Linked DNA regions of Mus musculus: all the other regions are linked to region 3. The links are chromatin loops, found by intact Hi-C in ENCODE. Cell type or tissue: left cerebral cortex. All regions are shown on one strand. Each heading gives the region's core, and the rest is flanking DNA. Links, peaks and the distances in the headings are about the cores only.

What was found. Peaks named below come from ENCODE experiments on the same cell type or tissue, not always from the same donor. Only the 100,000 strongest peaks of a DNase experiment are listed, where the experiment ranks them.
Region 1: a loop joins it to region 3, with 2.2 times the contacts of the local background. A loop is called at or near these places in 6 of 42 quality-filtered maps.
Region 2: a loop joins it to region 3, with 4 times the contacts of the local background. A loop is called at or near these places in 19 of 42 quality-filtered maps.
Region 4: it touches region 3 in a loop (2.8-fold over the local background); 10 of 42 quality-filtered maps call a loop at or near these places.

What each region holds. Positions count from the first base shown.
Region 1 is chr7:130,188,225-130,196,016 of GRCm38, reverse strand. The region is part of intron 9 of Fgfr2 (fibroblast growth factor receptor 2); the gene reads left to right. Among named protein-coding and RNA genes, the nearest start is that of Fgfr2, 75 kb to the left of the region's middle. In left cerebral cortex, for the core only: no CTCF peak of the experiment used is centred there; no DNase peak of the experiment used is centred there.
Region 2 is chr7:130,473,154-130,480,945 of GRCm38, reverse strand. The region is part of intron 8 of Ate1 (arginyltransferase 1); the gene reads left to right. Among named protein-coding and RNA genes, the nearest start is that of Ate1, 43 kb to the left of the region's middle. In left cerebral cortex, for the core only: CTCF peaks have their summits at 2,479 and 4,785 (motif pointing right); a DNase peak (open chromatin) is centred at 4,776.
Region 3 is chr7:130,263,025-130,270,816 of GRCm38, reverse strand. It overlaps Fgfr2 (fibroblast growth factor receptor 2), which reads left to right and starts at 4,009. Exons shown (of 18, transcript NM_010207.2): 1 at 4,009-5,023. RefSeq lists a promoter at 4,451-4,676. In left cerebral cortex, for the core only: CTCF peaks have their summits at 3,501 (motif pointing right), 5,569 and 5,772; DNase peaks (open chromatin) are centred at 4,565, 5,083, 5,290, 5,602 and 2 more places; H3K4me3 peaks cover 1,842 bases; H3K27ac peaks cover 1,438 bases.
Region 4 is chr7:130,377,455-130,385,246 of GRCm38, reverse strand. It overlaps Gm33771 (a long non-coding RNA gene), which reads left to right. Exons shown (of 3, transcript XR_378532.3): 1 at 1-5,427; 2 at 6,229-6,782. Among named protein-coding and RNA genes, the nearest start is that of Gm33771, 8.6 kb to the left of the region's middle. In left cerebral cortex, for the core only: CTCF peaks have their summits at 2,917 and 4,293 (motif pointing right); a DNase peak (open chromatin) is centred at 3,714.

The DNA.
Region 1 (7,792 bases), core at 1,004-6,003, 75 kb after region 3:
GACTAAAGAGCATTAAGTCACAATGCTGCTCTGGGCTTGGTAGGCTGGCTCTGGTTTTAAAGGACAAGAGTGTGAAGACTGGAGCTGCCCAGTGGGATGGGCAGAGGAGGCCATGCCCTCTGCGCCCCTCAAGCTCACGGCTCCTTTGGGAGAACAAGCATTTGGTCTGGCTCCATTGCTTCTGTATGAGGCCAGATGTTCGGGTTCAAGTTTTACCCTTCATAGGAAAGAGAGTTTAATTTTCTTTGATTTACTATTTTAAGTAGAGATCAGAAACAGAGGATGGAGGTATACCTGAACTAATGCTTGCATAAAAGTGGTCTGTGATGTCTTCTAAACTGGGTTTTGGCTGATTTTGTCTGGTTTTTAAAACGCTGTATGCGTATAGTTTATTGTTACAGGTTTGGCTAGGGATTCAGTGATAGGATGATTGTGTGTGTGTGTGTGTGTGTGTGTGTGTGTGTGTGTGTGTGTGTGTGTGTGTGTGTGTTTGTATTTAGGTTATAAGTACATGTGTGCAGGTGCCTGTGGAGACCAAAAGAGAGTGTCAGGTCCACTAGTGCTAGAGTTTATCAGCATAGGTGGTAGGAATTGAACTCTGGTCTTCTAGAAGTGCAGCAAGCACTCTTTAACCACTGAGCCAGTTCTCCAGCCCCCAGATACGATGATTGCTATGTAGAACAGGGAGAAAATTACCTTTAACCTTGAGCTTGATCTTTGATGGCTGGCTTTGGGGGAGGTAAGGCAATAGAACCTTCCCTGTGCCATAAAACAAAGCCCTTCAAAGGTGGATAAGGAAAAAATGCTTGACTTCTGTACTTGCTCCTGGATTCCAAGAGCCAGGCATGTGTGGGTGTAAATCTTTATGATAAGATTCGGAACTTGATTCTGATAAGATTGTCACTATTTTTTTTAAATTAGCAATGGAAATGAACAACCTGGCCTGTGCTATGGGGAGGTGCATCTTAGTGTTTGTTAAAACTGCATATTCATTAGTTTCAACCCTAGAAATTCTTATTTAGTACTTCTTGAATGGATCTGTAAGAGTCTGCATTTTAAACACTTTCTCGGGTGATACTGTGTAATACCTTAAGAATCTCTGGGTTCAACCCAACCCTGCCTTTCCTGGGCCCTTTCTGTGGACAAGGTGGGAACTAGCAGGTCAGTAGTGGCTTGGACACAGGGCCTTGGCTGTTCTCAACCTAGCTTCACACTACAGGCTGAGCAGGTCCTTGTCAACGTCCTTGAAGCCTCGTTTCCAACAGGTGTTTCTTGCAGAGGGTTAAGATATAATTTGGAGCATATGTCAGATGCAGCCTTTGGCCAGCTGTTGAATGTGGAGTCAAAAAGGCTCAGTTGGGTTCCTTTTAATCCTGAGAATGCTGTGCTACTTTGAGTGACACCACTGTCATTTGTGGGACCATAGAAGCTAGATGGTGCTGAAGTTAAAGTTGGTTGCCTGAATGAGTTGCTGGAAGAGTCCTTAATAAAACTCTTACCTGGCTAGATAGTGTTAAGGCTTCAGGCTGAATGGCCACTCCTTTGGCCACTCCTTTGGCTACTCCTTCACAGCCTCTCCTGATCTCTTAGCCCTGGGCCATTCTTAACATCTGGACTCTGGTCTAGGGAGTTTAAGTAAAGGGAGCAATGTCCTGTCTCATTTGTTTTTATAATAGAGAAAAGAAGTAAAATCCATAAGTTGAGGTAGATAGGCCATTGACCCTTAATTATTTCATCATTTAAAAAACTGATGTGTGTGTGTGTGTGTTTATACATGTGTGCTGGAGCTCTTGGAAAGCTGGAAGAGAGCACTGGATCCCTCAGAGCTGGAGGGCCGGTAGTTGTGAGCTCTCTGATGTGGTGCTGGGACTAGAACTCGGGTCCTCTGCAAGAGCAGCAAGCGCTCCTAATCACTGAGCCATCTATCTCTCCAGCCTGCATCACTTTTAAAGAAAACTCTTTCTATTTCTCCATTTTCCATTTCCATTTCCATCTTTTTACATTTATATATTACATTTATATATTTATGTAGCTTGGGCACGTGTGCGTTTGTGTGGGGGCATGCACATGGCATAGCAAGGTTAGTGAAGGTCCTTTTGAAATGGTGGCCAGGGGACAACTTACATGGGAGCCAGCACCTTTCTCTACCACGTGATTCCCAGGAATCAAACAGGTCAGGTTCAGTCAGGTCATCGTATCTGATGACCGATTTTGTTGACTCCATCGCTTTTAAAGAAAAAAAGAATTAACACCTATTACAGCGCTCTTCCTTTTGCTTCATGTGAAAAAGACAGAGGCCCTGGAGTTCCCAGGCACATGGATTCAGCATGTCTTCCTTTCTGTTTGTCCAACTGAGTTTCTTCATTTTCTGTCCACCTAAGCTGTCCATTTTGTTTGTTTTTATATTCCCTGTGTGACCGGAGGGAAAAGTTGTTTTTTTTTTTTTTCATTTACCTCCCTTTCTTCTTGTATTCATTGTTATTTACTGAGTGCACAGTTTCTTTTAGTGCATGGGCCTAAATCAGGACTCTTGGGCTGGGAGTGTGGCTCAGTGCTGGCATGCTCGCCTAGCTTGTCCAAGCCTCAGTATCACCAAAGAAAATAATTAAGCCAGTTTCGTGTCAGAGAAAGCCTGCCCATTTGCCACTGGCTGCAAGGTTAGTGAAGGTCCTTTTGAAATGTTTCTTCATGCTGACGCTGGATAACAAATGTGTGAGGCCCAGGCTCTCTGCATGAGGAAGCCTCTGGGAGATAAATGGGTTGAAAAGGTACTGATAATACCCCAGCATTTCCTAGAAGTCATGGGGAAGTATGGTACTAACTGCCTCTTCCCAAAGGATTTCCCAAAGCTTAGGCCACTGGGAGGAGGAGGAGGAGGAAAAGGAGGAGAAGGAGGAGGGGAGATGCTTATCATGAGTCTGGATAAAGAGGGTTTTGGGCTGTAGCTGGAGGCCTGCAGATAGGTTAATGACAGAGTGAATTCCTCAGGGATGCCAAGCATGCCTTACCTGGCGACAGATGAGCCTGTAATCAGATGTCTGGAGGACGGGTGCTCCCAGGCACTAAGAGGCTAGGCTTTATTTTGTGTAGGCCCAAGCTTCTATATGATGCAGCATCCATGCCCTGGCCCTTGCCCAGGACGGCGAGGAGGCGCATAGCCTCTCTCCATTCACTCCATCTTTGTCTTTGTTTTAGAACGAGAAAAGTTGGTTTGTTTATTCATGCTGTTTTTTTCCATGTGCACAAGCGCGTGCTCGGAAAGTGTGTAGGTGTGTACAGAAAGTGTGCTGAGGCCAAATGATAACCTTGGGTGTCATTCCTCAGGTGCCGTCCACTCCTTACTCTTTGTGTGTGTATGTGTGTGTGTGTGTGTGTGTGTGTGTGCTAAGTTTCTCACCTGCTTGCCTGAACTAGCCAAGTAAGCTAGGTTATCTGGTCTGTGAGCCCCAGGGTCCCAATTGCTCCTCCTTCTCCTCCTCTCTGTTAGGATTCCAAGTGTCGGCTCCCAAGCCTGACTCTTCTTTTTTTTTCTGAGACAGGGTTCCTCTGTGTAGCCCTGGCTGTCCTGGAACTCACTCTGTAGACCAGGCTGGCCTTGAACTCAGAAATCCGCCTGCCTCTGCCTCCAAGTGCTGGGATTAAAGGCATGGACCACCACCGCCCGGCTTTTTTTTTTTTTTTTTTTTTTTTTTTTTAATATAGCTCCTAGGGATTGCTCTCAGGTCAAGGAAGGCAGGCGTTTTGATCCTTCTTTCTCCTTGAGGTTTGCTTCCCTGCCCTGAACTTGTTTAAAACAGGCATTTCACTTTAAAAAGGTAGGGTCTTTTTTTTTGTGGGTGGAGGGGGTGGGGGGTGTTTTCTGTATCAAATAAATTCTTTATAGTCTTTCTAGTAAACATTAATTTTGGGAGACATTGTGCTTGGAGTAAGATACGCAACTTTTTGGTGGGACAGCCTGGTAGGTAGCCTGTGGGATCTCTAAGGAGGAGTCATCTCTCTCACCCAAGGCTAGGACTGGGCACTTTGTAAGCGCTTGCGCACTTGCCTCTACTTCTTGGTACCTAGTGTTAAATGGCAATAGTCAGTCTAGAGAAGGGCACCTTGTGACCCAACTGGACCATCAGTGGTCACTGGGCAGTGGTCTTTGTGTACTTCTGAGTCCAAGTGGAAAGATTTGCCTTCTGTGATTTCCACAAGTCCCTTGTTGGGGAGGTGGGCCGTATGTGAGTGCAGAGCGGGGTGGAGGAAGCCTTGTTCTGTGGAGTGCTTGTTTGTGGAGGAGCTTTCCTGGGTAGGTTCAGCTTCTTTCTGGAGCCAGAAGTTTGCTTAGGGCAAGATGGAGATCCATCTGTCTGTGTCCAGATGAGTGCATAGCCTACCCGATCCCCCAGTCTCACACAGGACTGTAGTGAGTTTGTTCCCAGCCTCAGCCATTGACATGGGTAGCTGAGAAAACCAGAGAGCAATTTCATAATGCGTTTGAGACCCATGGTTATTCAGGGTGGGCTGGGGGGAACACTTAATTCCAGAGCTGTTCTCAGGGCAATGTATTCGTGGTCTTAGAGTATATGAAACTCAGTGAAAGTGAGTGCTGACTGCTTAGCATCCCAGCACCGTGACCTGGAATCTCCATCGTACGAGGTGTAGTCGATCCAGAGTTGCAGTGTACCGGTTCTGGGAAACATTTGGGCAGCTGGATAGTTGTGGATGACCCGAGTGGAGTCTTCGCTTTCCTAGGGATCGATCGCTTTCCTTGTCCCCAGTTTGGCCTGTCTTTTCTCTCAGCCCCTGAAAGACATGCTGCCTTGGCTGAGATCCACCCTAGACTTTTGCTGATGAGCTATAAGTAGGTTCAGAACACCTGAGTCAGGTACTTTTACTGTTGTGACAGGGCATTCAAGAGTCCAGAGGAGGTAGAAGCTGTCTAAGGGGCAGTGTGAGCAATTACCTAGATTTTGTTATGGAAGGAAAAACAAAACAAAACAAAACAAAACCAAAAAACTCCACTCCCAGAAACTCTCTGAAGCTTGGTGTGGTGCAGGTTTTTCTGTTGTCCATAGAGGTGTGTGGGGCTAGACTTAAGATAGAACACACTGGCCCTCTGTTCTGATGTGGAAGGCTCCATCTGCTGCCTGGGAGTCGGAGGGTGTCTCAAGTCTGCTGTAGTCCAAGGGCATGTGTCAATTCTCAGGAATAAAGACAAACTTGACTCACCCTTCCCCGTACTGTCTTTGCTTCCGCCTGCGCTGTTGTCTGTGAGGTCCCCTCTGAATGTTCAGCTTCATCCAGCATAAAGGGAGACGGCTATGACTTGGTGGCTCTTTAAAAAGAAAAGGGGAGAAAACCCACTTCCTCCGTTAATCTCCCATATGTACCGTGGAAATATATGAAAAGCACATTTAGTTAAAAGCTTGATTTATGGCACGTGGTAAAGAGATCCCGGCATGTAAGGCTGCCGAATTGGAGACTGTGAAGAGTGTGCGGCTTTCTAAAAACCGCCTGCCAAGATTTGGGGTGGGGAATGGGGGTGGGGCGGAGCAACAGTTTACTACAGTGTTAGCGTTTATTGTTTATAAGTGAACTTCTAACAGTGGGATGTTTTTAAGTGCGTTGAAAGGGAAACTCCAAAATGGAAGTTTCTAGATTAAGGATTGAGAACTATCTGAGGAGGGAAGTTATAAGTACAAGAGAAAGAGAAGAAAGGAAGTCTGTAATACAGTGGTGTGAGGAACCTTCCAAGGTGGGCGGTGGGGCCACAATTCAGAGGGAAGGAGCCCCTGAAAAGCCAGGCTCCTCCAGGGACCCCTGCTGGGGATTTTGCCAAGCCCTCCAGACAGGTTGCCTTTCTGAGGAGAGGCGAGTGAAGAGAAAGCCAGTCATGCTTTATAGCCCCAGAGAGGATTTTAAAAGTATAGTAAAACGCATGGAGGTAGAATTAAGATGGACCTCTGTAGACAGGGAGAGCAGAGTGTATGCTCAGAGACTTTGCGTATTTTCTTACCCTTTCCCACTCTGGGTGTTTTTTACAAAGGTATTTTCCAGGCTTGTACATTGAACCTGAATCTGCACTGTGTATTGAACAAAATTCCCACACATGAAGGCAGTTTTACATTTTGATACCAATGTGCAGCAACGACTGCCAAGGTTTTTTTTTTTTTTCTTCCGTATTAGTTTAGTTTTTTTTTTTTTTTTTTTCTCCCCGTTTTCCATTTTGAAAATGTTGCCCTTAAAACCTTGTGGAGGTGCTCTGTTGTGGGGTGGGTATGCGTATGGGAAACTTGCACCCCAGGCCTGTGCTGTGCATTCTGTTTGGGTCAAAGGTCCTCCACAGAGTAGTTGATGTCAGACTGGATGGTAAATCTCTCTGTTTTGAGGTAACCCCTAAGTCATGGTCACCAGCGGGACCTTGCTGCTCTATGGTTTTCTTCTTCTCCTCTAATTCCTACATTAAAAATATATATAGTCTTGCTTACTGGAACTCCAGGCTATCCTGGCTGGCAGTTTAGGGTCCCATTTTGTAAATCAGACTCGCAATTCAGGTGTATGCCATCTAAAATCAGAACAAACTCACCTTGTAGAGCAGACTGGTGAGCTATGGCTGTCCCAGCTCAGCAATAAGCACTTGATGCTGTCTTCATTCTGTCCTGCTAACTCTGAGACCACCTGAGACTCACATAGACCCCCGGAATCTGACCTTGACTTCACGGTACCATTGACCAGGATGTAGCCTGCCAGGGCATCTTGGCCCTGGGTGATCACCAGGTCACACATTGAAGGATGCGGAAACATCACAAAACAGCCTGGGGTGGGGGGGACAAAAAAGAAGTGCCATCGGGCGTCTTGCTAGTTTCTAAACTGAAGTCTGCATAATTCAACCCTGTGCCTTCTTTTCCTGCTGTTCATATTTATTTTATTCCAAATGCTATTTTGGCTAAAGAAAGAATGTCTACTAAAACACAAAGGAAACACAAGACCAGGGTAATAAAATCTATATGATGTAGAAAGTTCTAGAATAAGACCTGTTTCCTACCTTGCTCCCTATTCTTGATCTCTCACTCTCTCTCCGAAGGTGACCACTGCTAAATCCTTAGATATCTTTCCAGAAAACATTTCCTGCTTTGCTTCCCAAGTCTTGATCTCTCTCCCCAAAGGGGACCATGGCTAAACCCTTAGATATCCTTCCAGAAAATGCCTGTGGTCACAACCCATCCTGTAAGCCTCTATGTGCTGAGTACTGACTCCCAAGGACAGGCCACAGAAGCTGCGATGTGCCACTAGCCTCTGGCCATTACCATCATTCAGAACTGTGGTCTTCTGAGATTTCTCAGCATCCCCTCCTCACTGGTCTTAGCACACAGTGGGTCCTAACAACTAAGCTAGGAACTTTAGGGTCCAGTGATGCAGAGGCAAGCTGATGATGGCCCTATAAAGAGTATCCTGGCTACACACAGTCTCTGTTGGCTCTTTGCTCCCTGGGGTCTGTGTTGTCTCATTACTGGGCAGACTTTTACTTGTTTGGCTGTAGCTTCTTGCCTCTGATTATCTGGTGTGAATTTTTACTATATTTCTACTGGGAGATGATTTTTGCCTATTTGTGTGGAAAGACTGCCAGAAAGATCTTAAAAATTAAAAAAAATTACATGCCTTTTGCAAGCATAACTTGTGAGCCTGATTCAGAATGAGTCAGGTGGGTGGTTCCACAGAAGCACTATGGACCAGCTCCATTCCAGAATCTTCTGAGTCCCTTGTCTGTAGATGGAGCTCACGATGTTTTTGTGGCCAGTGGAAAATG
Region 2 (7,792 bases), core at 1,766-6,765, 210 kb before region 3:
GCTGTTGAATATAATAGAGGCTGGGATTGGAGTCTTTCCAGATTTAAGATGTATATTTTCTTACTAGCCACATGACACTAGAAATCAAAACTTCCCTGAGCCATCTGTTGAAACAAGGCAACATATTTGTGAACAGAATTATATTGTTCAAATCCTGTAATTTTTTTTATTCTCCTCTTAAGCTGGACTTAGCCCTTCACACTCCAATTTATTTAGTTTTGTTTTTGTCTTAGCTTTGTCTCTTTCTTTGCTTCTGTTGTTTGTTTCACTTAAGGGCCCCCTTTCTCAGTTCCCAGATTCTTAAATCATACTCCTTTTCAGGGTTGAACTGTAGCCTTATATCTTTCTTCTTTTTCTTTATTTTATTTATATGAGTACACTGTAGCTGTCTTCAGACACACCAGAAGAGGGCCTTAGGTCCCATTACAGATGGTGGTGAGTCACCATGTGGTTGCTGGAAATTGAACTCAGGACCTCTGGAGGAGCAGACAGTGCTCTTAACCGCCGAGCCATCTTTCTAGCCCCTAGCCTTATATTCTGAGACTGTCTCTGATTGCATCACACATTGAGAGTTGTTCCTTTTTCTGTTCTATGATGTTGTATTCATTTGATTACTGAAGCTGTTCTTTTTTTTTTTTCTGAGTCTTATTTTTTTTAATTTATTTTTTTATTAGGTATTTTCCTCATTTACATTTTCAATGCTATCCCAAAAGTCCCCCATACCCACCCCCCCAATCCCCTACCCACCCACTCCCCCTTTTTGGCCCTGGGGTTCCCCTGTACTGGGGCATATAAAGTTTGCAAGTCCAATGGGCCTCTCTTTGCAGTGATGGCTGACTAGGCCATCTTTTGATACATATGCAGCTAGAGTCAAGAGCTCCGGGGTACTGGTTAGTTCATAATGTTGTTCCACCTATAGGGTTGCAGTTCCCTTTAGCTCCTTGGTTACTTTCTTTAGCTCCTCCATTGGGGGCCCTGTGATCCATCCAATAGCTGACTGTGAGCTGTTCTTCTTAGTGATGGGTGATGACCTATGACCAGTTTGAATCATCACCAGCGGAAGTGGACCATATCAGAGAAGCTGGTTTGGTCACATTTTCTAATCCCTCAGTCTTAAGATGGAAGCAAAGAGTGACAGTGAAAGGGTGCTGGGCTCTGAGTTGAGAGGGATGTGAGGGGCCTGTGGGCAAGTTAAGTTCTCTGGCCTGCTGCTTTCCAATCTGAAAATGGGAGGAACACAAGGTTATTATAATTAAATAAAGTGATTTGTGGTCAGCACCGAGCATAGTACAGGAAACATAAAATTTTAAATAATATAGTAGAAACATGAAATCACGAGACTCTTGGAGACAGTTTACATTCTGTTATCTGCCAAAGTTGAGAAAGTACTTTCTGACCGTAGAAGTGAGAAGTATCAGACAGAAAAGGCTAGAAAATTTTGTTTGGCTGTATAACGAGACTTAATTTTGTACATGAAAATAAATGTAGTTAAAGGTAATTTAGGGCTTAGAAAGATGGATCACTCGCTGCTCTTACAGAGGACCTGAGTAAGTTTCCTAGCATTTGCTTAGTGGCTCACAACTATTTATAACTCCATTTCCAGGTAATCCAACACCCGCTTCTGTTTTCTTTGGGCAACAGATGTGCATGAAGTACACATCCATAGAAGTACACAAATGTACTCTTTTTTTTTTTTTAATTATTTATTATATGTAAGTACACTGTAGCTGTCTTCAGACACTCCAGAAGAGGGCGCCAGATATTGTTAAGGATGGTTGTGAGCTACCATGTGCTTGCTGGGATTTGAACTCAGGACCTCTGGAAGAGCAGTCAGTGCTCTTAACCGCTGAGCCATCTCTCCAGCCCCACAAATGTACTCTTATACACACAAATGAATAAATTTTTGAAAACTAAGGCAGTGTAGGAAAACTAAAAGGGTTATTTAATATTTTAGAATCAATAAAAATCTTGGATATTTTGAATAAAATTATGTTAAATGTTATAAATAGTTGATAAAATAAGTACAAGTGATAAATGATAATGTAATTATGTTTAGTAATATGAGAAATGTAGCTTAAAACACTTATGTTAGGTAGAGTTGCTTCCATGTATAGGATTTTAGAAAGGATGCTGAAGTTGAAGATCCACATCCCAGGTCAGTTAACACTTAGATCATTAGTGGTTCTCAACCTCCTCTTCCTCTTCCTCCTCATCCTCTTCTTCCTCCTCCTCTTCCCTCCTCCTCCTCCTCCTCCTCCTCCTTCTTCTTCTCCTTTTTTTCTTTTTTTGTTTTGTGACAGAGTTTCTCTGTGTATCCCTGGTTCTTTTTTTTTTTTTAAAGATTTATTTATATGTGAGTATACTGTAGGTGTCTTCAGACACACCAGAAGAGGGCATCAGATCCCATTACAGATGGTTGTGAGCCACCATGTGGTTGTTGGGAATTGAACTCAGAATCTCTGGAGAGCAGTCAATGCTCTTAACCATTGAGCCATCTCTGCAGCCCACTCAGCTGTTAAAGGCTAGGCTCACATCCAAAATATAAGAGATTTCAACCTTCTTAATGCTGTGATACTCTACGCAGTTCCTCATGTTGTGGTGACCTCAACCATAAAATTATTTCATTGCTACTTCATAACTGTAATTTTGCTGCTGTTATGAGTCAAATGTAAATGCTGATATGCAGGATGTCTGATAATGTGAACCCCGTGAAAGGATCATTTGATCCTCAAAGGTGTCACAACCCCAGGTTAGGAATTGCTGATTTAGATGATATTGACCATTTGCAAAAATGCTTTTAAATGGGTCTCACCAATTAATTTCTCTTTAATGTAAGTTCAGTGAGAAGAGGACCTTGTTTCTCCATGTTTATATTATAGTAGGTACTGCGTAAGTAAATACTTTTTTGAATGGGTTGATGGATGGATGGGTGGATAGATGGAGAGATGACTGAATGAAGTTGGTGTACTGAGTGAGGTTAGATGAATGAGGTTAGTTATTCATAACTTGACAGTACTCATCTGACAGCAAATGAAGTTTACTGTTTGTATTTTAATATACTTAGCTCTCTTGTCTTCTCAGCTTGACCGAGCCTACTTGAGACCAGAAGCTCTGTCTTTTTACCTTTGGATGTTATTAGTTGCAGAAAGGGCTTGGAGTTTACCTACTACCCTACAGTGGACCAACCACTGAAGGTCTTTAAATCCCTGGTCACTACTCTGGTTAAATACTGGCTGAGTATATGGAACCTGCAGCCTTTGATGGAAAGTGTGAAGGAAGAGCATCATCACCAGAATTGAGTGACAGCTTGTTAGTATTTTCTGTTTTCTTTTCTTGGTGATTTGGAGATGTCTAGCTTCTTGGCAAAGTTGATTTCTAAGACAAATTTTTATTAGGCTTATGGGTATACAGGAGAAAGATGAAATAATTAAAAATCATCACCCCGCCCACGATTCTCTGGTAGTAAATACCTTGAGGGTTTCTCTTGATAGTCCATTAGCTTGGAATTCCACAGATGCTGCCCTTCGAATGGCAGCCATCCCCAAATCTCCTTCAGTAGCTTTGAGCTCAGTCAGGGTTTGGTTCTATTTCACTACACTGTCTGAGAGGCAATCCTAAGCAAGGCAAGAGAATGCTGGAAGCCTCTCTTCTACATGGTTAATTTTACTGTTAAGCTTATGTTTTAACCAGAGATAGGCACTTTCCTAATTTTAAAAAACAAGAATAATTCCAGCAAAGACAGTAAAATGTAGGAGACTTGAAGTTCACATAGCCAACCTTAAGCTTCACTTTGTCCATAAGAAGTCATGTGAGTGAGCCAGGTCCCTTTGTTGTAAGTCCTAGCCATTTAACTGCCACATGAATCTAATGAAATTGTCAGGTTATAGTAATTACGTCAGTAATCTGATATGTTGTCATTTGAATGGACCATGTGTGTAGAGTCAGTTACTTCTCTCTGTGGGATTAACCCTTTTCACTCATGAAGACCAATTGCAGTCATTAAGCTTTATGGGAAAAGACCTTTTATCATGTTGTCAAGCTAGACAGTGCATTTCTATTATAGTTCTAATTTTGTGTGATTGTGTGTAGCTGCTGATGAACATTTACCTGCTAGGTTTAGGGGACTTCTGACTTAGAGATATTTCTGAGTCTGAGTTACATGTTGTGTGGCACCGCTTACAGATGTCTTCAGTTAAGTGCAGGTAAATAAATGGGACTCTGTATCAGAGGTCAAGAGATTCCTGACTTTCTCTTCAGAGTCAGACTCTGCCAGCCAGTGCAGTAGATTGTGGTCTCCTTGTCATGTTTAGAGAACAGAGGAAGCTGCAGCACAAGTTAACACACACTTGGGCATCTCTTCAAGTATGTCCTTCTGATTCTTCATTTCAGATTCAAGTCCTCTCTCTTAGGAGTTATAATACTTACTGAGAAGCTAGCATCTGTAACATGCAGGACTGTGCTTATCACATTCTTTATATTCTCACAGAGTATCTACCTCTCATGATGAAAGTTGAGCGCAGACGGGTAGATCAGACTAGCTAGGAGCTGAGAACCACATCTCACAATATGAGTCAGGAAAAGCAAGGTGGGAAGGAGACAGAATGACACAGTTGTGAGATGCTCACATTCAAGATTCTCACACGAAGGAAGCGGGTAATTAGAGATAGATTTACTGAACTTGAGAGCAGGGTTTATGAGCCTTACCACTTCACTTGGTTGGGAGGTGCTGTGTGGCTCTGATCACTGTTGGAAAGTTAGCTGCACCTCTTGCTGCTGCCCACTAGATGCCAGTAGCACTCTTCACCATGATAAGCACAGTCCTGTAGATGATGACAGACTGCCAAAAGTTCCAAAGAGGCAAAATTGTTCCCTTGTGAAAATCATTATGAGATGTGTATTATGTGTATTACAGAGAGATAATGTGAATGATCCAATAGTGAAGATAAGATACAGTAGTAGATTGTTTTCAGTTCATTAAAGATTTTAAAAAGTAGAAAAAGTCAAATAAGGTAACTGGAACAAAAATAAAAAACTGTAAGACCAATGGCAAGATGGCCCTCTTAAGTCCAATTATTTATTACATTAAATATAAAAGCCTAAATCAAACTTGGCTGCATGGGAAATTTTATTTTTGCATTGTTTCAAACTTTTTTGAGTATACATAGCTATTGCATTATACTTAAAAATTTCAGAGTTTTGTTCTAGTTAAATTTCAATAGCCATATGTGGCCAGTGGTTATGTTGTTTTACACTGTAGGACTACATACTCCATTTAAAAATTAGAGATTGTCAGACTGGATAAAAGAATAAAAAGCAAGCTCTACACTTAAATATGAAGATACGGATGGCTTACAGGTAAGAGGCTGCAGTAAGTTATTCCCATGAATATTTATCGTAAGAACATTGGATGGGCTGTCTTTAAATCAAACAAAGTAGTCTTTGTCTGATAGAAACTGAAGACAGAAAGATGCTTCATAATGAAACAAAAAATCAAGTGTATTCTAAAATGCAATCATTAAAAATAACACCTTCAAAGTAAAAATAAAAACTAAAAGAAGTGAAGGAGAAGGAGAAATTGTCAAATCAGTGACACTTAAACATTTTAGGACAATTTCTTGATACTTTGAGAGGACATTTAGATGAAGTTAGAGATAATTTAGAAGGCTTGAACAATGTGCTCACAGTTTTACTTAATTGGTGTCTATCAATACTATACTCCTCAGTGACAAAAAGCCACGTTTGAAGTCAAGCAAGTCATAAACTACAGATAGCATGGCTCATTTGTAAAGCATTCCTGCTTTAACTGGCTTCCCAGCTGTTCCTCTTTGTTTTTTTGTTTCTCCCAGTACTAGAGATTGGATTCAGGGCATGGAATAGCCCAGGCAAGTACTCTGCTACTGAACTACATCTCCTTCACTGCCCCCCTTTAAAATTTAAGTTAGCATACAAAGTGATGGGCTTCATTGTGATATTTCAAATCGGTACATTTTCAAGTACACCACGCCAGAGCATATTCTGGAGTATTTTACAAAGTTCACTAAATTGAAGAGGATGGAGAATGTAATTAAATTGGCATCAAGAACCAGCAGAATACAATAGCACTCTAATAACAGCAGTAGAACCTAGTTAAATGTGGGTAAGTTACTCAATGTTGTGCTTCTCCAGGGGAGACAGAGGTCTAGAAAACACCAGAGAAACAGTCTGTTGATATTCATTTGGGAAATGGAAGTTAAAACCAGAGAAAAATCACCATGAACTCATTAAATGAATAGAATCAAACGACAGAGAGAGATTGGCACAATGTAGAGAAATTAGAACTCTCTTATTTTGATGATAGGAAAACAAAATGTAGAGCCGTAGTTCAGTTGTTTTTCAAAATATCATATTTAACGTTATAATTTCAAAACTTCTTTTGATTATGCCTAAGTGAAATAAAAATATGTATCCACATAAATAATCATACATGAATGATTATACCAGCATTATTCATAATAGCCAGAAGCCAGAAAGAATTTTACTTCTGTCAGCTGGTGAATGGTCATTGCAATCAGAAGGAGCAGGGATGATCTTAGAGAGACTGTAATAGATGACATGAGTCAGACGCAGACTCTGCTGTGTTTTCCTCTCTGTGACTTATCAGTATTGAAATTGATATGCTTTAATTAATATTTTAGCATTATTTTATTAATCCTCATAATATTAGCTAACAAGCCATGAATAAAAGCTTTCAAACCATTTTTCAAGATTTTTTGAATGGCGAACTGCTTGGCTTTCTGAAGAGACTTAGGCAAACACTCTGGGAGGACCCAGGGACTTCACTTCTCTTATGTCAGCATAATAGTGTGAGGCAGCTTCCTGTGGTAAGGTATTGCTAACGGCCAGAATTTGGAAAGAGAAGTGGTGGGAGGGAGAGAATTGAAAGAAGCCATGGAGACATGAAGGGAAGGGGCTGAGCTGTTAAGCTGGAGTTTGGATAATTTCCCTAAGTGTGGAGTACCCTGAGGAGCAGATGTGCTGAGAGCTGGCATGAGTTGGAGCGCTGTGGAGATGGCCAGCCAGTGAACTGGTGGGAGCAAAGCTTTACCTGGTTTAGTCTATTACTTAGGCCCAGCTTTATTTGAAGAGGTAAAGCAGGAAGCAGGAGGGACCTAGTGAAAACATAGTTATTTGTAGGTGATGGCCAGCAGTCTGTTGGTGATAATGATAATCAGAAGAGGAAGACAGGGCTGTGGCTTGAACCACTGGGCCAAACCAGAGAGGAGCAGGGTTTTGTTTCTTGTAGCTGTATATGTAAGGAAAGAATCCTATAGTTTCAGATTGTGTCCCATACACTTGACTTGGGAGTGTTATTACTCAAAGGCACCAATTAGAAATCTGGAACAAAAGCACTAGATTGTCCTTTGATAGCTGTTCCCTTCCCTTGCATCTAAGGCCTGTTGGGCAGTTCTGGCTCGGGCAGAGCTGCCAGTAAGGCCCAACAGTTGAACTGAAGACATCCTTTCTTGTCTTGAGTTTGCTGTGGTGAGTACAATGCAAGCATCTTGCATATGTGGCCAGACAGTTCTCCTGAAGCTGATTGGTCAGGAGGTTGACGTTCCTCAGTTAGGTTTTGGGCATCACGTGATTGTTGAGACAGTAGAAATTGGAGATGTGTATTGCTTTGTGAAATGAAATGACAGTCACTGAAGTCTTCCTTTATAGGACCCCAGGGTGACTAAAATGTAAAAGTGGATTTTGAGACTAAAGAAAGCACGCTTAAAGTAGAAATTCAAACACTGAATAGAAAAAAGCC
Region 3 (7,792 bases), core at 889-5,888:
TGCAGGGTGCTCCACAGGGCCAAATATATCCTTATGTGTGCCTTCTACACAGCCCCATAAAGTCCTTCCAATATCCCCAGGGATTTAGAAACAGCAGGTACTGACAGGAACAGAGCTGCCTTAGTCCCCTCTGGAAACCATGTTCTGTGTAACCAAGGCTGTGCGAAGGCCGACCTCTTGGGTGTTTCTCATTGGGCCGTTCTGCTGGGGTGGGAGGGTGTTTTGGCAGTGGTGGCTCCAGAATATATTAATGGAGGCTCTTACTAATTCTTAGTAATAGCACAGTAATGATAGGGCAGCCACAAGCTCAATCCTTGATGGTCCTGCGAGATGGGAATGGTTGGTGATTATCATAGGACACACACATGGCTTCTCCCATGTGCCAACGTTTCTGGGAACCCCTGGGAGTAGCCTGGTGTTTGTCCTGTCCTCATCTGTTCATGCTTTTTGGAGTCTGTGTGACAGCTATGACATAGAGGAGCTCCTCTGCTACCTATGGAGCAAACAGATGACTCAAGGAACTGAAGTACCAGTTCACACTGCTCCAGCTCACACTGCTCCAGCTCACACTGCTCCAGTTCACACAGCTCCAGTTCACACATGCTAGGACCTAACAGAGAAGTGGGAGCTGCCACACGGCCTCCCACTATTGAAGAGTACAACCCCTCGGCATTAAAGGGAGATGCTCCTACTCGGAGGACATTACTCTTCGTACGCCAGAGTCTCATGGAGCCCAGCTCTCTACGTGAGGCTGTCCTTGAACCTCTGACTCTCTCGTCTCTACCTCCTGAGTGCTGGGATTACAGGTATTCACCACTATGTTTGGCCATGACCCTATAGTCCCTATATCTCCTATATTCCCAGGGAAGTAGGTTCATATATATTTTAGAATCCTGGATGACATTCAGTGTGAATATGGGGAGGGACACACACACACACACACACACACACACACACACACACACACGGCATTTCACTAGGGTATATGTGTATGTGTATATGAATATATATTTGAAATGCCACAAACTGATTGGGTTCCTTTCTCATCCTGGAGCACGTTGCCTGGCTGTGGACCATGAGCTTGAACTCAGCCGTGCCTAGGACCTTATAGAGATGTCATGTAAAGACAGAAAGCCTGGAGCCAGGCCCACACTGGCAGTCCTACACAGCCTTTGTTCAACCAGCTTTTCCACAGGGTGAAGGAGACACAACCCATTAAAACACAAATGTCTAAAATTAAACATCCGAATCTCAACAGAGAGCGACCCAGCGGCCCCTTTCCTCCTCTTCTCTCCCAGGGATGCGCTGACCGTTTGCTCCTCAGGATGGATAGGATGGCTGGTTTCTGCTGCCCTCAGTTCCCTTTCATTCCACTGACATATCATTCCTAGAGGGGTGGGGGAGGGGGCGTCATGAGGCCTTCTGGGGAAAGAGAAAAGGGCGACTACTCAAGACATTTTATAAAAGGGCGAAATTGGGAAGAAAGGAGGCCCCGTAGGGGGTGGAGGGTGGAGAATGTGGCCTTGTCTGGGGTTTCTTTCAGCTGAAACCTGCCGCCTAGCTGCCTTCAGTTCAAACTGTCACCTTGAGTTCTTGCTGGCTTTTCTGCCCTCACCCCCAAAACCTCAACAGATCGGGCCCTATTTACCTATTCACACTCGGCCGTGGAAACTCATTAATAGGCTTATTAGTAACAGCATTCACGGGAGGCCATTGACAAAAGGGGTTCCAGCCACTTGAAGAAGGGAGAGGGGCTAAAAATCCTGCAAAGAGATGATTTTCTCATTCAGACGCCTGGCTGGGAGGAAAGCTTTCCTGGACCACTGAGGTCACTTGAAGTCTAAATGATGCAAAATGAATTTTTTTATTTTTCAAAAATTCAAAGCATGCTTTAAAAAAATTTTTTTTAAACTTAAAATTTTCCTATTGTGGATTTGTGGCTTTCCTAACTTGGGGGAAAAAAAAAGGTGCTCTTTGGCAATCAGGGCCTTTGGACGGTGGCTACCTTTTCATCTTCATACAGAACAAATTCTGCACGCTGCCTCTGACGTTAGTTAAAGAAGGTGTTTTTGTTTTCAGCGGAAGGGCTTCCCTCCTATTCAGCATCTATAAAGCTAGAGATGAATGGGGTGGGGGAGACAGGGACAGCGGCTTCCTGGGCCATTAATTTATGTGAGAATGTGTTAACCTCATTTTCAATGGCTGGTGGGCCCACTGCAGTAGGGAAAGAGCTCTGTCCTGAGACACGGAGTTTCTCATCAGTGGGGATCATAAAGATAGAAGTGCCAGCCTGGAGCAGGACCATTCCCTTGTGACTTCAGGTTAGGGAATGAGCACACATTGACACTGAATGGCTCAGTGTCAACCTGGCTGAGGTGTTCCCACCCAGGCCACAGAACTCATTCAAAACACACCCCTTTCCACTAGACATAAACAGATCATTTCGTTTGGAAATCCGGCTGTTATTTTTGTTGTTGTTGAGTTTTCAAATTCTAATTTCATAAGTATTTGCCTGAGGCATTGAACATGGATTTGCTACCCCTTGCTTTTTAGTGATGTGCATATAAGTTTCCCAGGCTATGCTGTGAACAAAGATGATCTGATCATGTGGGGCCTGAGGAATCGTGTGTGTAAATGGCATAAGGTAGAGTATTAGGGATTCTGGTACGTCTCCTCTTTCAAACCTGTGTCCCAGGTGGACTTTACTGTCTGGCTTTGTTTGTCTTTAGGCACCAGAGAGAGTCTAAGGCTTTTCTGAACTTAGTGACCTATTTGAGCCAGGATCTTATATAGCCCAGGGCTGACACAAACTCAGCATGTACCTGAAACCATTTTCAAGCTCCCGAACTTCTCTTTATCCTGCGAGGTCTGGGACCTCAATAATTGACCCAATAATTAAGATTCAATTTATTTAGACAAAATGTAGCTGGCTTCAAACTTACTATGTAGACCAAGTTGGCCCCCAAACACAAGGCAATCCTCCTGCCTCACACTTCTGAGTGCTAGAGTTACAATTTATATGGCCTTGACTTTAAACACAACTGCTCAAGGGATGAAAGAGAGAAAGGGAGTGCGTACTGAAAGATAAATGATCTCAAGGTAGTCTAGTGGGAGAGACAAATGGGAGATGCCAATCATTACAGCCCGGCCTGACATTTAGTTAAAGAATCCTGCTTTGCAACAGAAGAGTGTAAGAGTCAGGGAGAGAATCCAATTTGCTCACGGTCAGATGACTTGGTTTTTGGTAGAGTGAGTGTGTTTTCTGTTTCTGATTCTTTGTTTCTTTCTCTGTTTCTTTCTTAGGTGGCATGGAGATCAGGCCTTGTACATGCAAGGCAAGCGTTCTACTACTAGGCTACATCTCCAACACCTCTCTAGACTCTTTCAAGTTTCTTCCCCCTCTCATTAATTAATTAATTAATTAATTTTCATTTTATTTGATTGGTATGGATGTTTGCCTGCATGTCTGTCTGCACATTGTGCATGCAGTATCTCTGAAGGCCAGAAGAGGGCGTCGGGACTCCTGGAACTGGACTTAGAGGTGATTGTGAGCAAGCCAAGTGGATGCTGGGAATTGAACCAATCTCTGGCAGTATTCTTAAACTACGGAGCCATTTCTCCAGCCCTACTTTCTTTTAAATATTTATTTCTATTTTTAAACTATATGCCTGTATCTTTGTGTTCACGAGTGCAGTTTCCTAAGGAGACCAGAGGCTTTGGATGACTCTGCAACTGGGGTTACAGGCCATTGTGAGGGACTGATATTTAGCCAGCAACTGGCTTTTGGCCTTTAAGAAGGCAGGAAGCACTCTGAACTGCTGATCCATCTCCAGCCCTCCTTTGGATTTCTTTATGTTAACCTACATTGATACTATTAAAGATGTTTTCTGTTGTAGATTGCCTTTTCCCATGGCAGCCACATTAAAGGGCTCATCCAGCAGCCGGTTGTGTTAACCTCTCCGATCTTCAGTTTTCTTGTCAGAATCTGGTTCTGTTACTCTGCAGGCAGATGTGCGGATAAGTACAATTACCTATTCACGTGTTCCCTTCCTAAAGGAGGGTTTCCCAAACACTCGTCCCCTGTCTATTGTTCAGAGGAACAAGACAACGCAACATCTCCCACGAACATCCGCTGCTTCCACCCTCAAAGCTTCATGACATGAAATGTCTGGCCCCAGTATGCTGCAGACCTATTCTAAGGTGTCTGAAGTTGCACAGCATTCTGTCATTTGTTTCCTAACTTGACATAAAACAACGTAACGCATCCACTGTGCACCAAAGCTGGCTAGGAACTGGGGCAGTGGCGTACAGAGGCCGTTCACCAACAGGGTTCCGAGAGGTCATCTGTGCACCCCTGCGGGCAGCGCGGCGGGGCCCCTCGCCTGCCTGGCGGGTGTCTCTTTGCGGCTGCTAGGCTTCGGGGGCAGCGCGGGGCTCGGGACTGCCCCAGCGCGAGGCGCTGATTGGCAGAGCGGGCGCCGCCGTCCAGGAAACGGCTCGGGTTTCAGCGGGGGGCGTGACCCGCCCGAGGAGGCTGCGGCGGCGGCGCGGGCGGCGAGGGGAGAGAGCCGGGAGAGGCGAGCGGCGGCGGCGGCAGGCGCGGAACGGGCGCACGGACGATCGAACGCGCGGCCGCCAGAGCTCCGGCGCGGGGGCTGCCTGTGTGTTCCTGGCCCGGCGTGGCGACTGCTCTCCGGGCTGGCGGGGGCCGGGCGTGAGCCCCCGGGCCTCAGCGTTCCTGAGCGCTGCGAGTGTTCACTACTCGCCAGCAAAGTTTGGAGTAGGCAACGCCAAGCTCCAGTCCTTTCTTCTGCTGCTGCCCAGATCCGAGAGCAGCTCCGGTGTCATGTCCTAGCTGTTCTGCGATCCCCGGCGCGCGTGAAGCCTCGGAACCTTGGCGCCGGCTGCTACCCAAGGAATCGTTCTCTTTTTGGAGTTTTCCTCCGAGATCATCGCCTGCTCCATCCCGATCCACTCTGGGCTCCGGCGCAGCACCGAGCGCAGAGGAGCGCTGCCATTCAAGGTAATCGTCGTGCCGAACGCCTCTGGGAGCTTCGCCAGCCGGGAAAGTGGGTGCCGTGGGAGGATGCGGGGGCGCAGGATCCCCGGGAGGAAGGCGCGGGTAAACCTATTTGGGGGCGCACCCTGTCAGTCTCTGACTGTATTGGTGATGGAGGAGTGGATGAATGCGGATGGCTGGCTTTGGGGGAGTTCTTTCAGCACCTCCATCCCAATGCTGACATCTGCCTCTGCCGCTGGCACCCCTTTCCTGTCAGACTCCGGCGGGCACAGTCCTGCCTACTGGGCGCGTTCCTTTGAGCTCAGAGCCGGCGCGCCGTGGGGCCGCCTGCCAGTGGCACAGCCCATAGGCGGTTCGGGAAGGGCATCTTTGGGGTGCCTGGTCCTTGGATTCTGGAAGCTCCAGCCTGGTACTACACAAACCCTTATGAGAGATCCTTTCTTGGGAAGAAACTGCTGGAGTGTGGTCAGGCAACATCCCCAAAGGGATGGAGATGCCGGGACGACACCTTTAGGGAGGCAGTGGCTCTGGTCCGGGATTCCGGTGCTGGCCATCCCTCACCAGCCACAGCGGTTGGCGCAGGAGGGATCGCCGCGCGCCTGGGGCTAGGGGGCGAACTGGACCGACTTTTCCTAGTTCGCCTAGCTGCTCCGACCGCTGCCGCGCCGAGATGTTGAAAGCACAGGCGAGTTCTAACTTGCGCGCTCATTCTTTCAGCGCGGGGGAATCGGTCGAGGGCCCTGCGTGGCGCTGGCTTCCACCCTCGCGGCCAGGGGGCAGGCGCGGGAGGCCGGCTTCGGCTCCGTGCCCCTGCAAACTTCCCAAGACCTTCCTTCTCCCCCCCACCTCACCCCCCAGTTCAATAAAATCTACCCTTAAAGGCAGACTTGCTTTCAAATCCACGGCACCCATTATGTGTTTGGTGTGAAACGCTATCAACATTTAAAACTCTATTGTCCCAAGCGTCCCAAATCCCTGTAAATCTTCCACCAGCCTGGACTCATTTTCATCTGAAAAGCCTGTTTAGTTTGAATAGAAAAGCAATCAGGCGCCCCTCTCGCTCTCGTTGGAATGTCAATTAAAATGCAGATTTCTCAGAGCTCTTTAGCGCCCCAAGAAGTGGGACAAAACAGGATATTTCAGGCTGACAAATGAAAGAAATGCTACAATGAAGTGGGGTGGCGATGTGCACCCCAAACTGCTTGGAGTACCCACTGAAAGAGTAGGTCAGGGATTATGGTCTTACTTACGACAGCTTATATTTTTGGGGTTTCGTTGTGTTTAGGGCCCCCCCTTGGTGTCCCCCCCCCCCATGAGCCCATGACAGCTCCCTTCCCTATTCAGCCCCGTGGAGAAGTAAGGGAGCCTTGAACCAGGGTAGAGAGGCTACATTTAGTATTAACCTGGGAGTGTTGACTTCTCCCAGGAGTAATCCACTTGAGAACAAAATGCCAATTGCTCTGCCCGCTGAGGTATCCTGGAACTACCCTTTAAGGTAGCAGTACCCGTCGCACCGCCCCCCTCCCCCAAGGGCTTGCCTTAAATTAACCTGCCTTCTTGCAGGACAGGGGAGAGTGTGTAAACGTGTATAACACTGCGCAAGCTCACCAGCCGGGCCCTTTCGGCCGGGTCCCTTTGCCTGTCTTTGGAGGCAGACTTGTGTGGAGATGACCCCAAGGGGCGGGTGGCCGTGAAGAGCCATCCGTCAGAGTGAGGGTGAGGACTCCTCCCTCGTAGGCTGAGAAGAGAGTATCCTTTCAGGGGGAAAAATAAACACGCTGGGGCTTTCTCTGGGGTTCAGCCTCCAGGAAGGATTATGGTATTGAAGGCAGGAAGCTGGGATTGTGGCCGCCAGCAGCATGCTGGGCCTGTGTTCCCAACACGGAGCCTTGGGACCTAATTATCCTGCCTAGGAGGTCGCTCAGCACTTTTGTCCACTCCGGTGAGGAGCTGTGCAGACCTGCTGCCGTCACTTCTCGCCTTACAGAGGTTTGAGGAGGGGGCTCCTGTGGGGGCTGGGACTTCGAAGAACGAACGTTCAAGTTGAGTCAGCCTGGGGCACTGGCCATCTTCCTCATTCAGCTGGAGCTGAGGTACTCCTGGGTAGTGGCTAGTAGAGACAGTGGGCCCAGCACTCTGCTTCAAGACCTACTGGGACCTGAGATTGCAAAGTTGCTGGAGAGGGGAGTTTACCTGCATTCTGAAAGTTCTTAGGAAATCAACGAGAATGTTTGTGCACTTTCCTTTGACTGGTATGTAGAAATAGACAAGGAATTATCTTTTGTGACTCTTGGCTTTAAGAAGAAAGAAGACTTGGGGGAACAAAAATCCTTCCAGCCAACTAAAAACACTGGGCACCTAACTGCTCATATACCCCTGGCTTTTGTTGTTAGCTATACCATTCTACCTGTGCTTAAAAAAACAACCAAACAGCAGCTTCCTATTCCCCTCTTGGAGATGGTACGTCCTCTCTGCCTTAGTCTCAGTGAAGGCTGAAAGGAACAGATTTTAGGACGGAGGTTCTGGCAGTGTCGAAATCCTGTGTCATAATTGAAAGCATCAAAAGCGCACGGGATTAGAATTCTTTTTCTCTTTCTCTCTTTTTCATTAAAACGCTCACCCATCCCCAGTCTCATAAAATGGGCATCCCAGCATCCAAAGCCCATGGTTTTGTGCGATCCTTTCCTGCCATTGGTTTCAGCAGATTCTCTAAAGCTCGTGCATTCTGACTCAAAGATTAGTCACTGAAGACACTGAACAAACATAAAGTTA
Region 4 (7,792 bases), core at 1,615-6,614, 110 kb before region 3:
AAAAGTTTACTGAGATTTGCAGAAGAGAAGTGGAAAAAAACTCCTGTTCCCTCTGGACTGTTTAATATGCAGCTGCCAGGTCGCTTATCAGTTAATCAGCCCGGAAGGTGGAGTGGAAGGTGTGCAGCTCTGCTTTTTAAAAATCCTATAGTTGCTGTATTTTTTCCCCTATTACCTGGTTTATTTTCTATTACCCAATTTGTTTCCTAAACCATTATGTTGTGGATTATTTAAGTATGATTTGTATCTGTATCAGTATCATCTGTCTCGCCTTTGCTTCTATATCGTCTGTATCAGTATCATCTGTCTCTGTCTCATCTTTGTCTCTGTCTCATCTAAATCAAGCTTCTCCAGCCATTGTACCATCTGGAACATTGATCATCTCAAAAAGAGGGGCTAAGAACATGGGTCAGTCGGGCACACAAGCTTAGAATAGGCCTGTGCTGTTGTAGGGAATTGAGGATTCCTCAGATTTGTTGGCTTGGCGTTCTAGACTAATTGGTGAGTTCCAGGTCAGCGAGAGACCCTGTCTCAAAACACAAAGTGCGTAGCCATTGAGGAAGATGCCTGAGGTTGACCTCTGGCCTCTGTACACACACACTTACACGCACATGTGCAGCTGAAAAACAAAAGACCCTTTACTGACTAAAATGTCTAAATAACTAATGCTCACTGGAATGCTTTATCCAAAGGACTTAGAGTAGAGGAAGGAGCATGGGCTTGGTGGGAATTTTCTAATGGGAATGTGGAAGTGAATGAGAGATGACAAGCTCATGGGTGGGGACACAGCATGCCTGGCCAGCCACGGCTGTGTGTAAGATAAGCATTAATGCCACCCTGCTGTACCTGATCGTGTGGATACCTGTGGATGGAGAGCCTGGGCAGACATGCCTTCTGACTAAGGCAAGAAGATAGACTGGAAACCTCACGTCAGGAGTAGTAGCATGAGAGCCTGGGCTGGTGATTTGCTCAGCAAGGAAAGGCTCTTGCTTCCAAGCCTGGTAATCAGAATTGTTTTCCTGGGACAAACATGATGGAAGGTGAGAACTCAAATTCTGCAAGGTCCTTTGACCTTCACGTGTACACGGTGACACATGTGGACATGCACATGTAAATACACAACGTAAATAAAAGTAGAATAACAGCCAGGCAGCAGTGGCACATGCCTTTGATCCCAACACTCGGAAGGCAGAGGCAGGCTTCCAGGACAGCTAGGGCTCTACAGAGAGACCCTGTCACAAAATAAGCAAGCAAACAAACAAAAGCCCTTTGGCCAACAAAGACTAGAAGCCCCTCTCCTGCTGGGCTTCATTCAATCAGAGCATTTCTAGGCTTCTTCTGCAGAAAAAGGTTGAAACTCTTCCAGACCTGGTCTTCATCTACTGAGCAGAGCGTATGCACAGAGGTCAAGGATGGGTCATGTGCCTAGTGGCCCAGTGCTCTTGGAGCTTTCCCCAGAGGTCACTAGCCCACTCTTCTTCTTGGGAGTGTTTTCTTTTTCTTAGTAACAGGCTTTCCCTTTGGACAGTCTCGTTCTTTCTCTGAAGCCCTTTCATCCACCATGCATGCATCTCCAGTGCGGGGTGTGCCTGTTGTCTTGGACCCTATTCAAACAGGCCTGGTTTTCTTGTTACTTTTCTCCATCTCCTCTCCTGCAACTGGCTTATGCTGTTGCTTTTTATCTCACACTCTAGTAAAGTGTCCTTAGTAGGATATGGTTGTGTTACTGGGGCATCCAGGGTTCCCTTTTGTATAGGTTCTCCACCGTTTCTACCATGCGGGGCCTGGGGAGTTTACACTCAGCACATCAGGGTTGGTAGCAAGAGTAACCACGGGCTTTTCACCCGTGCCCCAGTTCCCAAATAATGACTTAGAGGCTATTTATGTATGGATAAATGCCTCGGCCATAAGCTCGGGTTTGTTCCCCAACTAGCTTGTAACTTGTGTGACCTGCTTATTCTATTCCATGTGTGTCACATGGTTGGTTACTTTTCTTCTGTTTCAGATATCTGTCTCTTCTAAGTCCAAGTGGTGAACCTCCTGTGTTTGACTCCCAGAATTCCTGTCTCTCTCTGCTAGATGTTCCACCTTCTAAGCCTGCCTCAGCTCGTTGCCTATCAGATTTTTATTGACAGGTGATACTTTCACAGAGTACATGAGAGATTCTCTCTACAAGCAAATGCTTTTTACTGAGCTATCTCACCCCCTCAAGAATATTTATTTTCATTTTATGTATATGGGTGATATATAATATTATTTCATAAATAATGTTAAATAACATATATAATATATATCATATGATATATATCATATTGTGTCACACACACACACATTATATATAAAAAATGTTACATGAGTGTCTGGTGCCCCCTGAGGTCAGAAGTGGGCATTAGATTCCCTGGGACTGGAGTTACACATTTGTGATCTGCCATGTAGGTGCAAGGAATTGAACCCAGATCTTCTGTAAGAGCAGTAAGTACTCTTAACCAATGAGTCATTACTCTAGCCCCCCCCTTAAAAATCTTTTTGCTGCTGTGTCTTTTGTAGCCCAGGCTGGCCTTGAACTTGATATGTAGCCAAGAAGGATAGCCTTGAAGTCTTGATTCTTCTGCCTCTACTTCTCCAGGGATTGGGCTTCAGACTTACACCCTCATCTGGTTTATGCTGTGCTGGTGATCAAATCCAGGGCTCTGTGTACACTCTACTGTCTGAGCTACACCCCTTAGCCCCTAAAGAAAGGCTTTTAAAAGTTTTAGGTTTTATGACTGTGTGTTTGAGAGCGAGAGAGAGAGAGAGAATGAGTGTGTGTGTGTTAGAGAGAGAGAGAGAGAGAGAGAGAGAATGAGTGTGTGTGTGCGTGTGCGTGTGTATTTTCACCGTGTGCATGCAATGCCCATGTAAGCCAGGCGAGGGCATCGGATCTCCTGTAACTGAAGTTAAAGATGATGGCGTCAAGCCACCAAATGTGGGTGCTGGGAAGTGAACCTAGCTCCTCTGCAAAAGCAGCACGGTGCTGTTAACCGCTGACCCGTTTCTCCGACTGTTTCACAAAAACCCAAGTGTTAAGCCTGTCATTATTCCAGTGTTTGGGGCCTTACGTATCTCCAACGGCTCTTGAGCACACGGTCCTTTCAAGCTAATCAGAGAGCTAAGATTGTTGAGCTGTCCAGGAAATGGTTAAAATGCGTTCACTTTAACCTAAGAAACACCCAGTGCCATTTCAACATTGCCATTCAGAGTCGTTTAAGAAATAAGAAGCCTCTGTTACTGGATAATTACAGTTATCTGCACGTTCACAAGACTGAAACAGGTCTCGGAGACCATGTAATTAGGATCCATTTCAAATGGCCCTTCACAAAGAACAGACCAGTGTTAAAATGGTAAGCACTTACTAATGGCTGTCTTTCCCTAATAGAACATGCATAAACAATTATTCATAGGAGCCCAGGCGGAGCCTTACTCCAGGGCACCTCGGCATGGATCCCTGTGGCATAATGGGTGGGGGAGGATAAAATGAGCTTAAGGCCTCATACAGTTATGCATATTTTTGTTTGTTTTGTTGGAGACAAAACCAGCCAACTGGCTGTCTGGAAAATCAGCCCCATTTCATGGGCTGTGGGATTGCCTTGCTCAGCAGGTTGCTATATTCGAACTGAAAATGCCTGCGACTGTTTCCAGCTTGCCCCCGACTGTTCTTGCTTTCTTCCCTTCTCTGTATTATTCATCTGCAGGCAGGCATATTCCAGAGGAGGCGTTGCAGCTTGAAATTAGTGTTTCACTGAGCCACCCAGGTTAGCCGAAAGCTATCTTAAGTAGGTCAGGAAACCAGACACATGCTTTTTGGAATGGAGGAGTGTCATCGTGTAGTGCCACAGATGGCTGTTTAAATGGGCAGCAGAAAGAGGTATAGAATGACCCTGGGAAAAAAATGGGTTTGTAACTGATGTCCCCAAAGACTGCTTCTGTATTTAAAGCCGTTTGCTGTAGCCTCATTTGAGGTGAAGTCAACTACGTGCTGAGCTGGGCATCCAGCCTCTGGGGCAGCGGGCCATTGGCATTGGCACCAATGCTCGGCTCACAGGGCACATGCAGCTCACCAACTCCCCATAGGAGCTGAGCTAGAGATTTGTCCGCGGGCACTGTCCAGTGGAGAGGAGCAGTCTCTTCCAGCCTCAACAGGATGCGCTGCTGTGGGGAGGAGGCTCTCTGCCATCTTCATTGTTCAGACAGCTCCTGACTCAGTTGACATTGGGTACAGAGTGAAGATTTTACTCTCTTTCTGCCCTTTTCCTCAATTTTCCCCAAAGCCACCAGGGGGCAGAAGGAACTCCCTTGTTTGTTTTGGTCCCCCCCTACCCCCCCCCACTTCTGATTGTCCATGCAAATGAGCGCCTTTGGGTGGCTCTCACTGGGTCTAGGTTTTTAATATCAATTTTGATTTTCATGGCTTGGCTTTGCTTTCTTCAGACTTGAATAGGCCTGAATGCACTCTTCTGAAGCTCAGGACGCTGTGACGGCGAATCTCACGATTCAGTTGCTATCCCCCGTGGAACGCAGTGCAGTAACGTCCTCATTTCTGGTGCCCTCTGCACTTCCAACCTTGTTGGGCTAGGGCAGCCTGACCCCCCTGGGATATGGATTTTGGTAGTCAGCTTTCAGTCAGTCTCCACACTTCTTCAGCCACAGTATACAGACACTGGGGTTATCTGCCCAGCACATCCTCTATACCTCAGCAAGTCCTTACCATGTATCCAGTGAGGATAAGGCCACCCATCCTGGAAGGCTTATCTTTCATTCTTGCACCCCATAATATCCAGCCCAGCTGTCTCTCTCCACACTGTTTTTTCTTGATCCTCACTGAAGCCTGTTCCCAGCCACCAGGCCTGCATTTCTTCCAGTTCCATGAGTTCAAATCTCTAAAGTCTGCAGCAGGCCTTCTCAGAAGCACTCCATTGTCTTCACTACCTAAATCCCTTCTTCCTTGGCCATTTCTTAGGGAGCCTAGGAAGTCAACGTCACAGCTGGTCCATGGGAATGGTGCCTGTGAGTGTCTGTCAAATGAGCGCAAGACTGGGCTCATTTGAGAGTCCTGTGTGTCATGTGAGTGCCAACATCCTAACATCCAGAATGCAGACTGGGTTTGCTCTTCCCTGACACAGCACTGGGGAATGTCTAGGAAGCATTCCCAAGAAGCGAGACCAAACTAGACCACATTGAATTTCATAGGCTCTTCACGCATTAAGAATATCGGAAACACCCATAAAGGGAAGTTGTAAATTTAAGGCATATAAAAGAATGTTGCTTTATAACCCTAGGGAAGTACCAATCTGTTTGCTTTCAGATGTGCAGTTACTAAGGATCATCTCCAAGGGGCGTGCCTTTTGTTCTGCCTGCTTGTGTGGTCACTTGGACCCAGTAGACAGATAGGTGAGTAGGTATGCAGGCAACATGTGGACATGTGTGCTAAGGGACCTTCATGTTCAGCTGCTTGTCTAGATGAAAGCAAGAGAAGGGACCAAATACAAGTTCGCTCCTACAAACAAAGGTGGGACAAACCCCTGAGCAGGGCAGGATACATATGAGGAGGGCATTTGGCTCTTGGTAGAACAATTGCTTTGCGTAATGAATTCCTGGCCTAATGAGTATGGAAATCGGTACTTGTGAGCAGGCCTGTTTTAGGTTTGGTCTTCATATACTTCTACCACCACCACCACCACCACCGCCACCACCATCAACAACAAAACATGCTTAAAGGGGATCCGCATAATCTCCACCTAATTTGAATTTTTCTTCATAAGTTCAAGTTCATGAAAGCCAAGATGTTCTAGTGTTGACGTCAAAGCTATTGGAGCTCTTGTGAACCATGCTTCACCCTGAGAAAAGGCCACTGACATCTATTGGAGATCTTGGAGAGAGGGAGGGAGGGAGGGAAGGAAGGAAACTTTGCCAGTCTGCCCCCACAAATGCAGAAGACAGCTTCAAACCTGCTAAGAGTTTTTCTTCCGGTTCCACTTGCCCTTGGAATTTCTCATGCTCTGCTATTCCTTGATAACGTCTGGGACGGGGTGCTGTTGAAATCCAGCTAAACAGTAACTGGCGGTTTCATTACTGCGTTAACTTGCCCTAAAGTCCCATGGCCTCTGCAACTTTTACAGGAATGCCACTTTTCTTGTATGCTACTGAGACATTCAAGAGCAGGCCTGACATGCACTCTTCATTTCATTTCAGAGTTTGGGCACAGAGAGGAGTCCACATCGTCCAGTAGAGATGCATGTTATTTCCAGTTGTCCTGCAAGAAGGATGTGGTCCCAGGGCACATGCTGGACAGACAGAGCTAACACTAATCCAATACATCTTTCTGATGCAGACTGATGCCTCTCCTAGGGGCCCGAGGACTGATGCCTCTCCTAGGGGTCCGAGGTGTTCAACCTGCTTGTTATTCATAAGCACTGTGCAAAGAAGTAAGTACACATGCCAACTCTATTCATCCATTTCTTTTAAAAAAAATCTTAGTATATCTACTTGTTTATTTATATCTGATCCCTTTTTAAAAAATGTTTTAATGTTGTTTTTACTACTGATTTGAGATGAAGTCTTGCTATGTGGACCAGGCTTGTCTCATGACTCAGAAGCTCAAGATACGCTCCCAAATCAGCTTCCCCATTAGCTGGTGGCGGCAGATGCATATCACCATGCCCAGCTGGCATTCATTTCCTTACTGATCCATTCACCCAACAACTGTCTGAGCATCTGTCCTGCCAGATACCGTCCTTGCCACTGGGGTAAGTAAGACAGATTAGTGTTACATGCTAGGGGAACCCAAACCATTTACAGTGAAGGAATACATAAACAAGACTGCTAGATGGTGCTTGTAGCACCAAGGATGCTTTGAACAGGGTGAGCTGGAAGGGCCTTGTTGAAGTAGTGTCAAAAAAAACATGTGCTGAGTGCTTGCAACCATGAGTTCATCAATACCAGGAGTCACTGGAAAAATGTGGGGATGTAGTGGCCACCATGACTTCTCCTTAGAAGTTCCAGGTCTCAGAGGATGAACTCAAGACCAGGAGATGGAATGCAAACTTACTCTTAAGAGTACAAGTGAGATCCTTTGTATCCTCAAGAAAGCATAGAGGGATCCCAAGAGAGGAGCTCTTGGACCTGATGTTAATTTTAGAGATGAAAGCGGACCGGGCCACCCAGGCAGAAGGAATGGAGCCCCAGCCCTGCTGGAGGCAAAAGACCTGGGCATGTACAGGGAGCAGTGTGATTTAACTGCTATGTAGGGAAAGTGCACACAGAGGGTCAGTGTGTGCAGAACCACAGATGTAAGCAAATGGTGGCTGAGAACCATTGAGGCAGCCTCGATGGACCCCGAGGAGCTGCCATGATCTCCCATTTCCAAAAGGAGAAGACTCGCTCTCCAGGATGAGAATGGAGCATTCAAGCTGGACGTGCAGCCACGTGGTTAGAATCCCAGGCTTTGGGAGGGCTGAGGCAGAAGTATGGTGAATTTGTCTGAGTTACAGAGTGAGACCCTGTCCCAAAAGTCACAGGACAGTGCTGTGGAGATGGCTCAGTGGGGAAAGGGATTGCCGTGGAAGCTCGGCGTGGCAGCTCACATCCACAATCCCAGAACTCCTGTGCTAAAATGGGAGGCAGAGGCAAGGCGATCCCTGAAGGTCCATGGGCCAACTAGACTGTCTCAAGCAAGATGGAAGAGGAGAACTGATACCCAAGGTTGTCTTCTGACTCCCACACATACATACATATACATCATACATATACACATATA